Linked DNA regions of Homo sapiens: regions 1 and 2 are each linked to region 3. Evidence: chromatin contacts called from ENCODE Hi-C or POLR2A ChIA-PET data. All regions are on one chromosome and are shown on one strand. Each heading gives the region's core, a stretch centred on a gene start or an enhancer-like site at or near the end of the contact. The rest is flanking DNA. Distances are from core to core; before and after follow the strand shown. Region 1 has its middle 57 kb from the start of RBM38-AS1. Region 2 has its middle 38 kb from the start of NKILA. Region 3 holds the start of ZBP1 (Z-DNA binding protein 1).

What was found. A loop is a pair of places that touch in the nucleus more often than their neighbours do. ChIA-PET counts read pairs that join two places held with the same protein, here RNA polymerase II (POLR2A). Pooled maps may share reads with other maps.
Region 1: a map with no recorded cell type shows a loop between it and region 3 (11-fold over the local background). The contact joins the enhancer-like site here to the promoter of ZBP1 in region 3. A Hi-C loop is called at or near these places in 5 of 37 single-sample maps with no recorded cell type and 5 of 50 pooled maps.
Region 2: a loop to region 3 is called in a map with no recorded cell type, with 6 times the contacts of the local background. The contact joins the enhancer-like site here to the promoter of ZBP1 in region 3. A Hi-C loop is called at or near these places in 1 of 168 maps with a recorded cell type or tissue (endothelial cell of umbilical vein), 1 of 37 single-sample maps with no recorded cell type and 6 of 50 pooled maps. POLR2A ChIA-PET finds 5 or more read pairs at or near these places in 6 of 52 experiments (HEK293, WTC11, activated CD4-positive, alpha-beta memory T cell and 3 more).

The regions. Positions count from the first base shown.
Region 1 is chr20:57,448,337-57,452,741 of GRCh38, forward strand. No RefSeq gene overlaps it. Among named protein-coding and RNA genes, the nearest start is that of RBM38-AS1, 57 kb to the left of the region's middle. RefSeq lists enhancers at 2,351-2,640, 3,145-3,644, 3,597-3,891, 3,686-3,830, 3,704-4,204 and 1 more and a cis regulatory region at 3,749-3,766. Within about 2 kb of position 2,220, at least 9 of the 41 ENCODE cell types and tissues checked have a DNase peak (open chromatin) inside an H3K27ac peak, as active enhancers do.
Region 2 is chr20:57,746,363-57,750,347 of GRCh38, forward strand. No RefSeq gene overlaps it. Among named protein-coding and RNA genes, the nearest start is that of NKILA, 38 kb to the left of the region's middle. RefSeq lists enhancers at 1,311-2,170, 2,171-3,028. Within about 2 kb of position 2,434, at least 25 of the 41 ENCODE cell types and tissues checked have a DNase peak (open chromatin) inside an H3K27ac peak, as active enhancers do; they include endothelial cell of umbilical vein, where a contact is called at or near this core.
Region 3 is chr20:57,617,881-57,622,033 of GRCh38, forward strand. It overlaps ZBP1 (Z-DNA binding protein 1), which reads right to left and starts at 2,546. Exons shown (of 8, transcript NM_030776.3): 1 at 2,382-2,546. The coding sequence starts at 2,415. RefSeq lists enhancers at 99-958, 1,136-1,245, 2,326-2,375, 2,506-2,795.

The DNA of each region.
Region 1 (4,405 bases), core at 970-3,469, 170 kb before region 3:
GCAGCTGCCCTTCAGGGAGCTAAACCGACTCCTGCGAGTGAGCGGCCAGGCCTTTTCGGGAGCCTTCCAGGTGTAACTCTGGGGAGGGTCCACATACCTCAGTCACTCACCCACTTTTCACACCCATGCACACTTACCTGTGTACATTCACAGACACACTCACACACTACTTTTGTTTTTTTTTAGAGATGGGATCTCATCTCACTATGTTGCCAGGCTGGTCTCGAACATCTGGCCTCTAGTGATCCTCCCACCTTGGCCTCCCAAAGTCCTAGGATTTCAGGCGTAAGCCACTATGCCCAGCCACACTTCTACATGCATGCTGCTTCTTGCAATCTCACACACTCACACACACATGCACATGCCACTCCAGCACACCCACACATGCACACACACACACACCCCTCTCCTGAGCCACCCTGGGCCGCAACTCACCTGGCTTGAATTTTGCTTTCCTCAGTTGACCCTGGCCCTGCAGATTGAGAGGCTGCACAGAGTTGAGGCCGGAGACAAGAGACTTATTTTTCACCTGGCTCAGCCACCAGGTCTCTTGCTGTCTCTGGGCCTTATTCCCCTAACAAAAACAACAGTCCACATTTATTGAGGATGCTGCGGATACAGTCTTATCTAAGACTCACAGCAGGCTCGCGGGAAATGGAGGCTCGGGTAGGGAAAACAGCCTGTCCAAGGTCACTCAAGCAGTAACCAGAAGACCTAGGGTTTGAACCCTGACTGTGGAACTCTAGCTACTTTGCTGTACGATTTCCCAGCCCACTTCATTCTCCCAATGAGGGCATGCTGTTATAATCCCATTTCACAGGCAAGGAAGCTGAGGCTGGTAGCGTGCAATAGTGCCTCGCACTGGACTTCTCTCCCTCCCTTGCTCACAGTGGGTTTCTTCCTGCCCAGGGCCCTGGCCCGCTTTTTTCTCTCTGCCTCCCTACTTTGCCAAGTTCATTTCTCTTCTTCCTCTTGGTCTTACCCCAAATGCCATTTCTTCAGGAAGGCTTCTCTTACCCCCAAACTAGACCATACTCTCGCTTGAGGCTTTGACTGTGTGTTTTCTGTTTGCTAGTATCACACGTGACCCCCAGTGCCATGGCCTGAAGTACCTCTTGATTAGTTCACCTGCTCCTTAAGTCAGGCGTCTGGGTGGGCTCCACTGACCCTCTGTCCAGGGTCTCAGTGAGCCCAAGTCAAGGTGTCAGCAGACTGTGCCCCTTTCTGGAAGCTCAAAGGAGCACCTGTTTCCCGCTCATTGGGGTGGTTGGCAGGATTCAGGTCCTCGGTTCCTCCCTTTCCAAGGCAGCAGCCTCGGGGTGAGTCTTCCCTCTGCCGCCCCTCTTCCCATTCCCTCTTGCACTTTGAAGGGTTCCTGTGAGGACACTGGGCCCTCTCCAATGGTCCAGGATGATCTCCCCATCTCCAGGCCAGCTGATTCACAACCTCTGTTCCATCTGCTGCCCAAATTCCCCTTCGCCGAGCAGCCTAGAGTAGTTACAGGTTCTAAGACTGGGGTGAGGGCATTATTCTGCCCACCACACTTCCCTTGCTCTTTCCTGCCGCCTGTTTTTACTAAATGTGTCATTATATATTTGTGTGCGGGATTATTTGTTTTCTCTCTGTCTCCCTCCCATAAATATCATCTGCATGACTCAGGTTGGGTACATAGTGCCCGTACACAGGAGGCACCGAGTACAAATTCCCTGAACAGGTGGCAGCACTGGGGTCTGAACCTGCACCTCCATGTCATTCTTCACCAACAAAGTAGTTTGGATGCTCACTTTCTCCCCTGCCCCCCATCAGGTCGGCTGTGTCCAGTTGCACAGGCTGTAAACTGCACAACTCCAGGGCACTATTCACAGCTTAGTCTCTGTGATCCTCGCAGTTGGGTGGGATCCCTCAGGACCTGTAGGCTGAAGCTCTGCTCCTGAACCTGAGCCTGTGTTCTAAATCTGGAGCCTGTGTTTATAACATTGGCTGCTCCTAGAATCATCCAGAGGGCTTTAAAAAACCCTCCTGCCCAGGTCATGCTGCAGACCAACTGTGCCAGAATCCCTAGGGTGGCACTCGACACCCCAAGTGACTCGGAAGTGCAGCTGAGGTGCAAGCCTCCCTCCAGCAGGGATGCAGAGATAATTATGTAATAGAGGAAGAGCCCCCCCGCTCCCCACCCCGCACCCCCGTATACTTTGCATAACCGAGGCTGGGCAGCTTCCTCTCCCACAAGCCTGTTTCTTCACTCTGTGTGGCTGCAGCCTGGCTCTCTGGCTTCCTGTGGCCGATAAGCCGTCCTGCATCATTTACGACGCTGGGCCAACATCTGGCTGCCAGTGTGGTCACCAGTCCTGCTCCAGTGAGGGGGGGCAGTCATCTCTCCCGGTGACAAACTGCCTGCCCAGAGTGGCCTGAGGAGAGGGAGAGCAAAACCACATCATCGAGCCCCTTGCTCGGGACTCACTGGAGGGTTGCTGGATCCTAAGTTTTACTTGGCTTTGGGAAATTTGCTGGCACATTAGTTGCGAATATTTTGCTCTGAGGGTCTGAGTGCAGTCTTCGAGGTCTCAGCATCTTGCTTCTAGGGCAGGTGATGAAGTGCACTGGAGGCTGGGGCATGGCCGGGTGAGCTGAGGTGCTGGGAGCAGCAGGGACCATCTGGGGCAAACTGCTGCCAACACACTGGGTTTCTAGGGTGGACCCGGCCTGAGAAAGGACGGAGGGGGTGGCTTGGAGGGGCCCGGAGAGCGTGCAGGCCACAGATGGCACTGTGTCTGCACACTTCACCTTCTGTGAGAAATACTCATGACCCTCTTGCTCTGTCGAGCCCCGGCCGGGAGGTGTGTGGTTGCAGCCGCTTGGTCACGTCCCCTCATGTGGAAGGTACAGTCCCTATGGGCACACAAGCCCAGGGCTGGGCCCAGCACCCGCAGCTAGCCAGCCCCGGAGCCCCCCGAAGGAGTCCCCCAGGCCAGCACTCCTCACCTCTGGGCATCCACCTCCCCCTTTCCCAGAGGGCTGTGTATCTTTGGCCTCCTGTCTGGGGGCCTCGGCATTCCTTTTCTTTCTCTTTCCTCCTCAGTGAAGCTGGCAGTGGGGTGGAGACAATTCAGGTCTGACTGCCTCAGCAGCAAAGAAGGGGGGATGGCAGCTCATCCCAGGCAGACCCCGAAGGTGAAACATCCGCATGGCACACCAGTGCACTTGTGGCTATTGCAGCCCCATAGTCAAAACTCCGGGATGTCACCATGCTGAGGGCTCTGTCACATCCCCTGCTCTGGCTTGGCCAAGCTCCAGATGGGGACAATCACATGCCTCGCCTTGCCCCAAGAAAGAGAAGGAGATAATGGAAGACCACCCTTCTCCATGGTGCCACGTGGTGATGCTTGCTCTTGCTTACTGAGCACTCACGGGGGACCATTCTCAGCCTGGCTGCGTATGAGTGTATTCAGTTCTCACAACAGCCCTGCAGCCACGTAAATCCTCTTTGTACCCATCTTGTAGATAAGAACACCAAGGCACAGAGAGGTCAGGTAACCAGCCCGGGCCCGCACAGCCCATGGGGACAGTGCTGGTGTTGGGATGCAGGCCTGACCTCCCCAGGCACCCCGAGTCCTGCTGCCCCTTAGAAGGAGGCCCAGGAGCCTTGTCTTTGCGGGGCTATGAGAGGGGATGCTGCTGTTCCCACTGCAGAGGTCACAGGGGAGCGCTTCCGCTGCTCAAGAGGAACCGGAACTTTGGAAACCACATTCTTATCTGCCCCTCACAAGAGCGGCAACTTGGCAACACTCATGAGCAATTAGGGTTGGATGAGTCTTCAGGATGGGTCTTCATCTGCTTACTCGTTCACTCAATCATTCATTCACCTACTCTTTCATTTGTTCAGCCAGTGTTTATTGAAGCCTTCTCAGGCCAGTTGCTGGGCCATCTGCACAGCCATGCCGGGAATAAACCCACAAGCACGTGCTGTCTATGCTATGTCAGGTGGAAGGACGCCAGAGACAGTTAAACCGGGTAAAGGGCAGGAGGAGGATGGGACAGGAGCCTGCCTTAGGCAGGGTGGTCAGAGAAGGCCTCTGGGGAGGTGACATTTGAGCAGACATCTGAATGGAGAGAATGAGCCAGGCCCTGGGCGCAGGATGTGCCAAACAGAGGGAACAACCAGTGCAAAGGCCTTGAGGCAGGGGCGGCAGCAGGGTGGCCAGTGTGGCTGCAGGGCAGTGAACAAGAAGGAGTGTGGCGGGATGAGGTTGGAGGGGCTGTCGTGGGGAGGGATGGTCGGGCCGGGATGGGCCTGTGCCGCACTGTTGAGGGCTTTGGACTTGACTGAGTGAGACGGGGGACAACGGGGCCCATGAGATTGTTCTGCCTTGTGTTTTAAAGACTAGAGTGGTAGAGTGGGGCCGGG
Region 2 (3,985 bases), core at 1,184-3,683, 130 kb after region 3:
GCCGGGTGAACCTGGGCACGTTCCCCCTCCCCAGCTCAGGATGTGGAATGCACCTGCCAACCACCACCTCACAGGCTGCTGCGGGGACCAAAGGAGATGCGGGCAGGGGGAGGGTGTCGTGCGGGCAAAGGACAGGGCATCCCGTACGCACAAGTCAGCTGCTGGTGTTCACAGGGCTTTGCTTTCACTCTGTAATGCCTGCCCCCTCTGGGGATGTCTTGGATCTCCCACTTGAACATGGAGGCAGTGACTGTCCATCCTGACCTCTCAGTGTTAAGACTCTGGGAAGTATCATTATCTCTTCATATTTATAGCCCCTAGAACTGTCCCTGGTATGCAGTAGGCACTTAATAATCATTAAATAACTGAATGAATGAATGTACGAATAAATGAATACCTATGTGAAAGGAGCCATTCTGCTGTCTTGTCCTTTGGGAAGGGCAGAGATTTGAAGCTGGGTGGGGACTTGGGGGCTCCTCCTACCTTTGCCTGATGGGCTCATGATCTGCTGGGCGAGACCACTCAGGCCAACTCTTAAAGCCCAGAGCCCCTCGGGATCTGCTCTAGTTCTACCAAGGGGTTTCACCCTCCCTGGTACTGGGCTCTGGGTGGACCAGAAGGTCTGTGTACTCCCAGAGGGGCCAGCAGAGTGGCCTGTGAATGACCTCTCCCCCACCCCCACCCCAGCCAGGACTGTTTACTCCTAATACATTAGATTTCCAGATGGGAATCATTTGGGCAATCGTGCACTTTTATATCCTTGAAAGGAAAAGAGAAAATGGCAATGCTTCCCTTTCTGCCCTTCCCCTCAAGGTCTGCCAGGATGACATCAGACCCCCAACCTCACCAGGGGGCTTCCTCACCAGGGGTTGGCGGGGACCAGAGGGGCAGAGCTTTGAGGGAGGCCGGAGAGAGGGCCTGCCCCTTCCCCTGCTTCCCAAAAAGGAAATCATGAACTTGGAAATGTTGGAAGCATGTCCTCTGTTAACCTTCTGCACACCTCAGTCGTCTGCACTTCACCGTCATACTTTCTGCCATGTCTGGCTGCCACTCATACTATTTCTTCGCTTTTTTCTTTAAGATAAGTTAACAAAGTTTTTATATAGCATTAAAAATGTTTTCATTATGGAAAATTTTAAATACATACAAAAGTGGCCTGAATAATATAATGTAATCTAATCTAATACAATATACTCATAATATATAATGTATGTATTATATATAACATGTCATATTAAATGTTGCAATATAAGATACAATATTTGAAATGATATGTAATATACCCATCACTTCGCTTCAAAAAGTGTCCACTCGTGGCTGATCTTGTTTCTTCCATGTCTTCACTCGCTCCTCCACTGCAGATTACTCTGAGGCATACCCCAGAAATCATGTCTTTGCATCCACAAATATTTCAGTATCTCTCTCCCTCTGAAATGTTCGACTAACTTACAAAACTTAATTTGTCTTAAAAGTGAACTCTGTATCACTACCCTAAGAGGAAATCTGGGTAACTTTCCAAAACTAGATGGAAAAATAAACACCGCGAAAGTAAAATAGTGTTACCCATGTCTACGTGAGCGTGAGCCTGCTCTCTTGGTTCAAAAAAGGAATCCAAGTGCTCAGGGAGTGTTGAGGACAAGTTGGCACCCAACTGAGACTTTCTCCTTCACAGATAATTAGGAAGGGTGAAAGACAATTGGGAGGGGAAAACTTTCTCTCTGTTTGGTTCGTTGTTACCTGATACTGAACCATAACCTCACTCCTACCGGCACGTCTGCCCGGGGTGCCGGCCACTCCTGGGTGCCACAGCTGCAAGCATAGGCACCCACGGGCAGGGCTGGCTTTCAGGGACGTGCTGCTGCTGGTGCAGGAGGCCCGCCTGGGTTCAGATCCTGGCGTAGCCCTTCCTGAGTATGTGAGCTTGGGCACACAGCAAACTCCCCGGCCTCAGTTTCCTCATCAGGGAAATGGGGGCAGGAGTAGTGGTACCACGCATGGCTGTTGTGAGGCTCACGAGATATTCCAAGTATAGAGTTTAGAACGGAGCGTGACAGAGCAAAATCTCAATGAATGGCAGCTGGTGGTGGTGTTGTTTTTATTGTTATTATTACTAGCAGCTAAGTAGACATCCCGATTTCTTCCAAAGTGTCCCCTCAACAGTGGAGCTGGAGTTACCTTTTCTCCCTGGTCTTCCTGGTGGGGGCTAAGTCTTGCCCTTTCTCCTGCCCCAGGCATTTTGGTTTCTGAATTCCTGGAACTTTGCACCGCAGCATCGGGGCTCTCATGATCCCCTGAGCCACTTAGCCTGCCAGCCTGTGAGTCACCTCTGTCTACTGGGGAAAACCAAGCGGCCCAGAAAAAAAAATTCCAGACTCCCATGGGCGTCCCCAGCTGCCTGCTGCCGGGATGAGCAGCGCCACCGCCACCCCCATCCCTGCCAGACAGCTGGGCAGGCTGCCAGGTCCGCGGCTCACACCCAGGATGGCAGCAGACAGCTCCACTGGGCTGGGCTCTGCGTGTGTGTGCGTGTGTGTGTGCGCGCGCGTGTGTGTGCACGCGTGCGCCGCGTTCTTTCCCCTCTGCTGGCCTGGGTTGTTTCGCTCTGGGCTGCGCATTCATTTTTAGATTCCGGCCTCCTCCCTCCCCGCCATCTCCCGCTTCTATTCTTAGAAAGCAAACTGGGGTGTGCTTGGGCTTCGCAGGGAAGTCAGACAGAAGTTTGCCCACGTGCTCCGGCCGCCTGAGATATGGAGTTAATTAAAAAGGAGGCTTTGAGCGGCAGGTTCATTGGCCGGAAACGCAGCTGGCGGGGGCCAGGGCGAGCCTGGGGTGCCCGGCCCCCCTGCTCTAGGTGGACTTGGGGAGCTGAGTGGAGGCTCTGCCCAGCCCAGCTCCCAGGGCCTGAGAGGGCAAGGCTCTTGGGAGGGCCTGCCCTGCCTGGATGGGTTGGGGTGGCCGTGAGTGTTGGTTAAATATGAACTCTTCAAGCATGTTGAGCTGCTGAGAGATTTTTAATTAGATAAATAAATTGTAAAGGGTTTGGAGGAGGGTTGCCTTCAGGAAGCTGAGCTGGCTGAAATGTGCTGTCTGCGGAAGGAAGCCGACCTTCCTCAATGCCAGCCTGGCAGTGCAAGGGCAGGAAGGCAGGGAGAGAGGAGAGGAGGGAGGGAGGGGTGAAGGGAGAGAGATGGGAGGAGGAGGAGGGTCTGGGGGTACTGGAGTGTCTCAGTGTCAGAGGCGTTGGAACCAGAGCGACTCCATCTTGAGTGAGGGCTGGAAAATGAGGCCGAGACCTGCTGGGCTGCGTTCCCAGAAAGTCAGGCATTCTGAGCCTCTAGATGTTTATGGTTAAGGAACAAATTAATAATGTTTACTAAACAGACCCAGACTTGGGAGTGTCCAGATATCCTGATATCTGGAGAACAAAGGCATTCCTAATTTTACTTTAAAGATAATAATATCGATTCTTGTAAAATACAGTAATTAAGAAAACTAATCCTTTATCACAAACCCTCGTAGCAGAGCACATCTGCCCATATATACAAGCATTGTACCTAGGGTGGACGCGTTCCTCCTCTTACTTTCGGGAATGTCCTCCTCTGTCTGTGGAGTAGCTGTCCTTTCACCACTTGACTTTCTTAGTAAATTTGCTTTTACTTTGCACTGTGGACTCACCCTTTCTTGCGCAACTGCGATCCAAGAACCTTCACTTGGGGTCTGGATGGGGACCGCTTTCCTGTAACAGCAGAAGAGAGTGAGCAGCTGGAAGGAAATGTGCCTGAAGAGAGGGGGAGTGCCTGGTTGAAGGAACCAGCCTGAATGGGTTCAAAATCCTGGCTCTGAATTTTCCAGTTGTGTAACCTTGGTCACAGCACTTAACCTCTCTGTGTGCCCATTTGCTTATCTGTGAAATGGGCACGTTTATCATAATGGTGCCCCTCTTTAACTTAAGACAAAGGGCTTCAGCAGCATCTGGCACAAAGCA
Region 3 (4,153 bases), core at 1,296-3,795:
GTGAGTGTCTGTCTCTAGGGACAGACGTTTACCCAATAGACCCTGGGCAGGGCCCGGGTAGCTTCTCCTTGGCCAGTTGGCAATGTGCTGCTGTTTCCTGGCCTGAGTTTAATGAGGACTAAGCAGGACCCCAAGAGGTTCAAGGAGGAATTCTCCAAATGGCCCCTGCTCCTCCTGAGGCAGCTCTTAAAAATCAAAACCATTAGCTCACACAATGATTAAAAGATCAAAGCCAGCTGCTCTGCCCAGAGATGAGGCTGGGGCAGACGCAGGTTACGGGCAGCACCTGGCAGCCAGCAGCCTGGGAGAGCCACTGTGGGCGGGGGCCCCACCTGTCACCAGGAAGCTTCTGCTTCAAGGAACCTGAGGGCAGTGCATGGGAGAGCCCTTCTTGGAAAGACCTGAGTTCCCCTTCCAGGACAGTGACTCAGTCCTTTGTCATCTGGGCTTTCTTTCCTGTTCAGAGGATTCTCCAGGTTTGCCCAGGGTTCCTTGGTCACAGCACTTGTAGGGGAGGGAAGAATCAGTTTGTGCCTCACCCTGATGGTTACAACGCTGACCGGCTTGCCGTGTGCAGGTGAAGACCAATTAGAAGACCTGGGAATTCCCACTCCTGCGCCCACCAAACTCCCCCACCGGCAGCCAGCAGCACCTCCATGCACCTGACTTCACACCTGGCTTCACCTTGTCTCGCAGAGTTTTTTGTTTTTTGGTTTTGAGATGGAATTTCGTTCTTGTTGCCTGGTCTGCGGCTGCAGTGGTGTGATCTCGGCTCACTGCAACCTCCACCTCCTGGGTTCAAGCAATTCTCTTGCCTCAGTCTCTCAAGTAGCTGAGATTACAGGCACGCACCACTACACCCGGCTGATTTTTGTATTTTTAGTAGAGACAGGGTTTCCCTTTTTGGCCAGGCTGGTGTCAAACTCCTGACCTTGGGTGATCCCCGCAACTCAGCCTCCCAAAGTGCTGGGATTGCAGGCGTGAGCCACTGCGCCTGGCCGCAGTTTTGATTCTGGAAGGCTGACCTTAGGGAGCCACTGCCTCGGCTCCACACACCCCAGAGGAGATGGGGGTCAGAGGTGTGGATGCAGGACAAGCACTGGCCCTGGGCTGGCCTCGACTGCTGAGTCCCAGGCTACTGTGTCTGAAAATGGGAAATTGTAAAATGGAGCAGGTGTAGGCAACAATTTGGTCACAAAAGGAAAATCAACTGGGGAGGAAGACAAGAAAAGCCAGCGAGGGCTGAGTCCGGAACCTGCGTCAGCACCCGTGAGTCCCCGAAGAGGAAGCTCCACAGGACCTCCGCGGTCAGCCCGGCTCCTGGGCCACACCCTGACATTAGCCCTCCCGGGGCACACTCTGTGTTGGTTTTTTAAAATTCTGATGGCTGATTTCCTGGGTTTGAGCTCCTAGCCCTGCCAACTACTAGCTGTGTGACCTCCCCTCCGGCTTCAGGTTCCTCTTCTGTGAAATGGAGACAGTAATAACTACTTCAAAGATTGTGGTGAGGATTAAAAACAAAACAAACACATCCCCCAAACCGCAAAACCACACTTCACCTACAGTCCACAGCGCTTAGTGGAGACCCTAGAGAACAGCAATTACTCGATACACTATTGGCTTTCATTGCAACTCTTCCAGGAATAAAATGAATGAAATGTTAGTTGAGGAAAGGATGCAACAAGGGGGAACAAAGGCACACATGTATCTCATCAAAGCAAACCGCTTTGTTCTCGATATGACTGTGACATGGGTGTTCAGACGCTAACACCAGCGTTCGCCAGCTGTGTTACCCTGAGAGTGTCATTTCACCTCTCAGGGCCTCAGTTATCTATAAAATGGGAATGACATGGCACTTGTCCCTGCAGGCCATCAGGAAATGCTTGGAAAGCATGTTTCGAGGTGCCTGGGGCACAGTCAGCTGTCAAAGGGGGATGGCTATGCTGTCCCTTTCTATTTTTTTTTTTTTTTTCTGAGATGGAATCTCACTCTGTCACCCAGTCTGGAGTGCAATGGCGACATCTCAGCTCACTACAACTTCCACCTCCCGGGTTCAAGCGATTCTCCAGCCTCAGCATCCCGAGTAGCTGGGATCACAGGCATGCGCCACCATGCCCGGTTAATTTTTGTAATTTTAGTAGAGATGGGGTTTCGCCATGTTGGCCAGGCTAGTGTCAAACTCCTGAGCTTAAACAGTCCACCTACCTCGCCTCCCAAAGTGCTGGGATTACAGGCGTGAGCCACCACGCCCAGCTGGTCTACTATTCTTTAGGATACTGCTATTGTCATCATGATCTGGACCAAGCGAAACAGGAGGAAAGAGAAGTAGAAATCTCACCCCGGGAGCTACCGCTGGTCCTTGGAAGGAAGAAGTACTGTACCTTCTCTGCCCGGGTCAGCAGGAGCCTGGGCCATGCTGACAGCAGCTGCAAGGAGTCGGAGAGACTTGGCAGGTGTGCAGGCTTCTGCACTGTGGCCCTGAGAGGGTGGGCTAGGTCGAGGCTGGGGCTTCTGAAGTGGCCGAGCCTGGTGCTTCTTGCAGCTCTGAACCCACAAGGGGAGGGATGCCAGCTTCCACTGGGCAGGTGTCAGCTGCTTACAGCCCGGAAATAGATGCCTAGCCAGGCCGGCCAGATTCGGTTTCAGGAGAAAAAGAAAATGAAACTTCTCTGTTCGTCTTTTGAAAGAAAAAAAAAGTGGAAGCCAGGTGGATGAGCAAGACAGAGTTGGGGACCTGACTTGATGTTGACAGGGAGGAGCTGTAAACTTGGCAAGACCAGAGCGTCCTCCGAAGAGGCCTTTGAGACAGAGGACTTCCCTCACCTTCCCCGTTCCAGGCACAGCCCACCTGGACCTCTACATTTTTATTTTCTGAATCAGCATCAGAGAACTGAAGAAAATAAAAATAAAAAAAAGAGCATGCACCACGTGGAGGGGGATGCCAGGGCGTGGCATCACTCTGATGATGTGAGGGGCTGGGGCTGGTTATCTGGTTTCTGTGTTTTTGTTTGTTTTTGAGACAGGGTTTCTGTCATCCAGGCTGGAGTGCAGTGGCGTGATCACGGCTCACGGCAGCCTCGACCTTCCGGACTCCAGCGATCCTCCCACCTCTCAGCCTCCCTAGTAGCTGGGACCACAGGCCTAGACCACCATGCCCGGCTAATTTTTGTATTTTCTGTAGAGATGGGGTTTCATCGTGTTGCCCAGGCTGGTCTCAAACTCCTGGGCTCAAGCGATCTGCCTGCCTTGGCCTCCCACAGTGCTGGGATTCCAGCCGCAAGCCCCCACGCCCGGCCCCGCTGGTTCCTGTAGTACTTCCTCCTCGGGGACTCACAGGTGCTACAGAGGCACCGTCCCCAGCTCTCAGTGGCTTTTCTTGTCTTCTTCCAGTTTGTTTCCCTTGCCCACACTAGGGGCAGAACATTTAGGTGCGTGAAGGCCCTGAGATTGTTCTTGTGTGTATCCATGTGAGCCTCTTTAATGAACACCTATTATGCGTTTTCCAATCTCAAGTGCTCCTCCAACCCATCTACAGGGTAGGGGCCAGTTCTGTCTTCTTCTCAGGGGGGAAACTGAGGCTAGAAAGGCAAGATCACTTGTCCAAGGCCACACAGAGTCCATGACAGAGCTTGTCCTGTCCATTCCCCAATTGTGTTTCCTGATCTATAACACCCAGAAGTCACTGGTGAATCACCCTTAGTGCACAGATGGCGTGGAGTTCCCCGCCTCATCATAAAACTTGCTTATTAATTCCAGAGTCAGATGCCTGGGGTCAGCAGCCGAGTGGTTCGGAATGCAAGCCTGGGTCAGCATGCTTGGGTCCAAACCTGGCTCCGCCATTTACCGGCTGTGTGACCTCGGACAAATTATTTAACCCCTCTGTGCCTCAGTTTCCCCATGTGTAAAAGGACTTAATCAAAGGACCTAGCGCATGGGGTCGAGGTGAGGACCTAAGGGGCTGATACAGCCCAGCTGTCGGGCTAGAGCCCCAGAGCCATCCGTAGTCACGGGCACCGTGGTCACCTCACAGGAATGCTTCTGGGAGAGGACCCGTTGCTTACATAATTCTCAAAAGGGCCAGTGACCTCAGAAAAACTCAGAGCCACTGTTCTCTTCCAGATCACAGAAGGAGGAACTGAGGCCCACAGAGGTG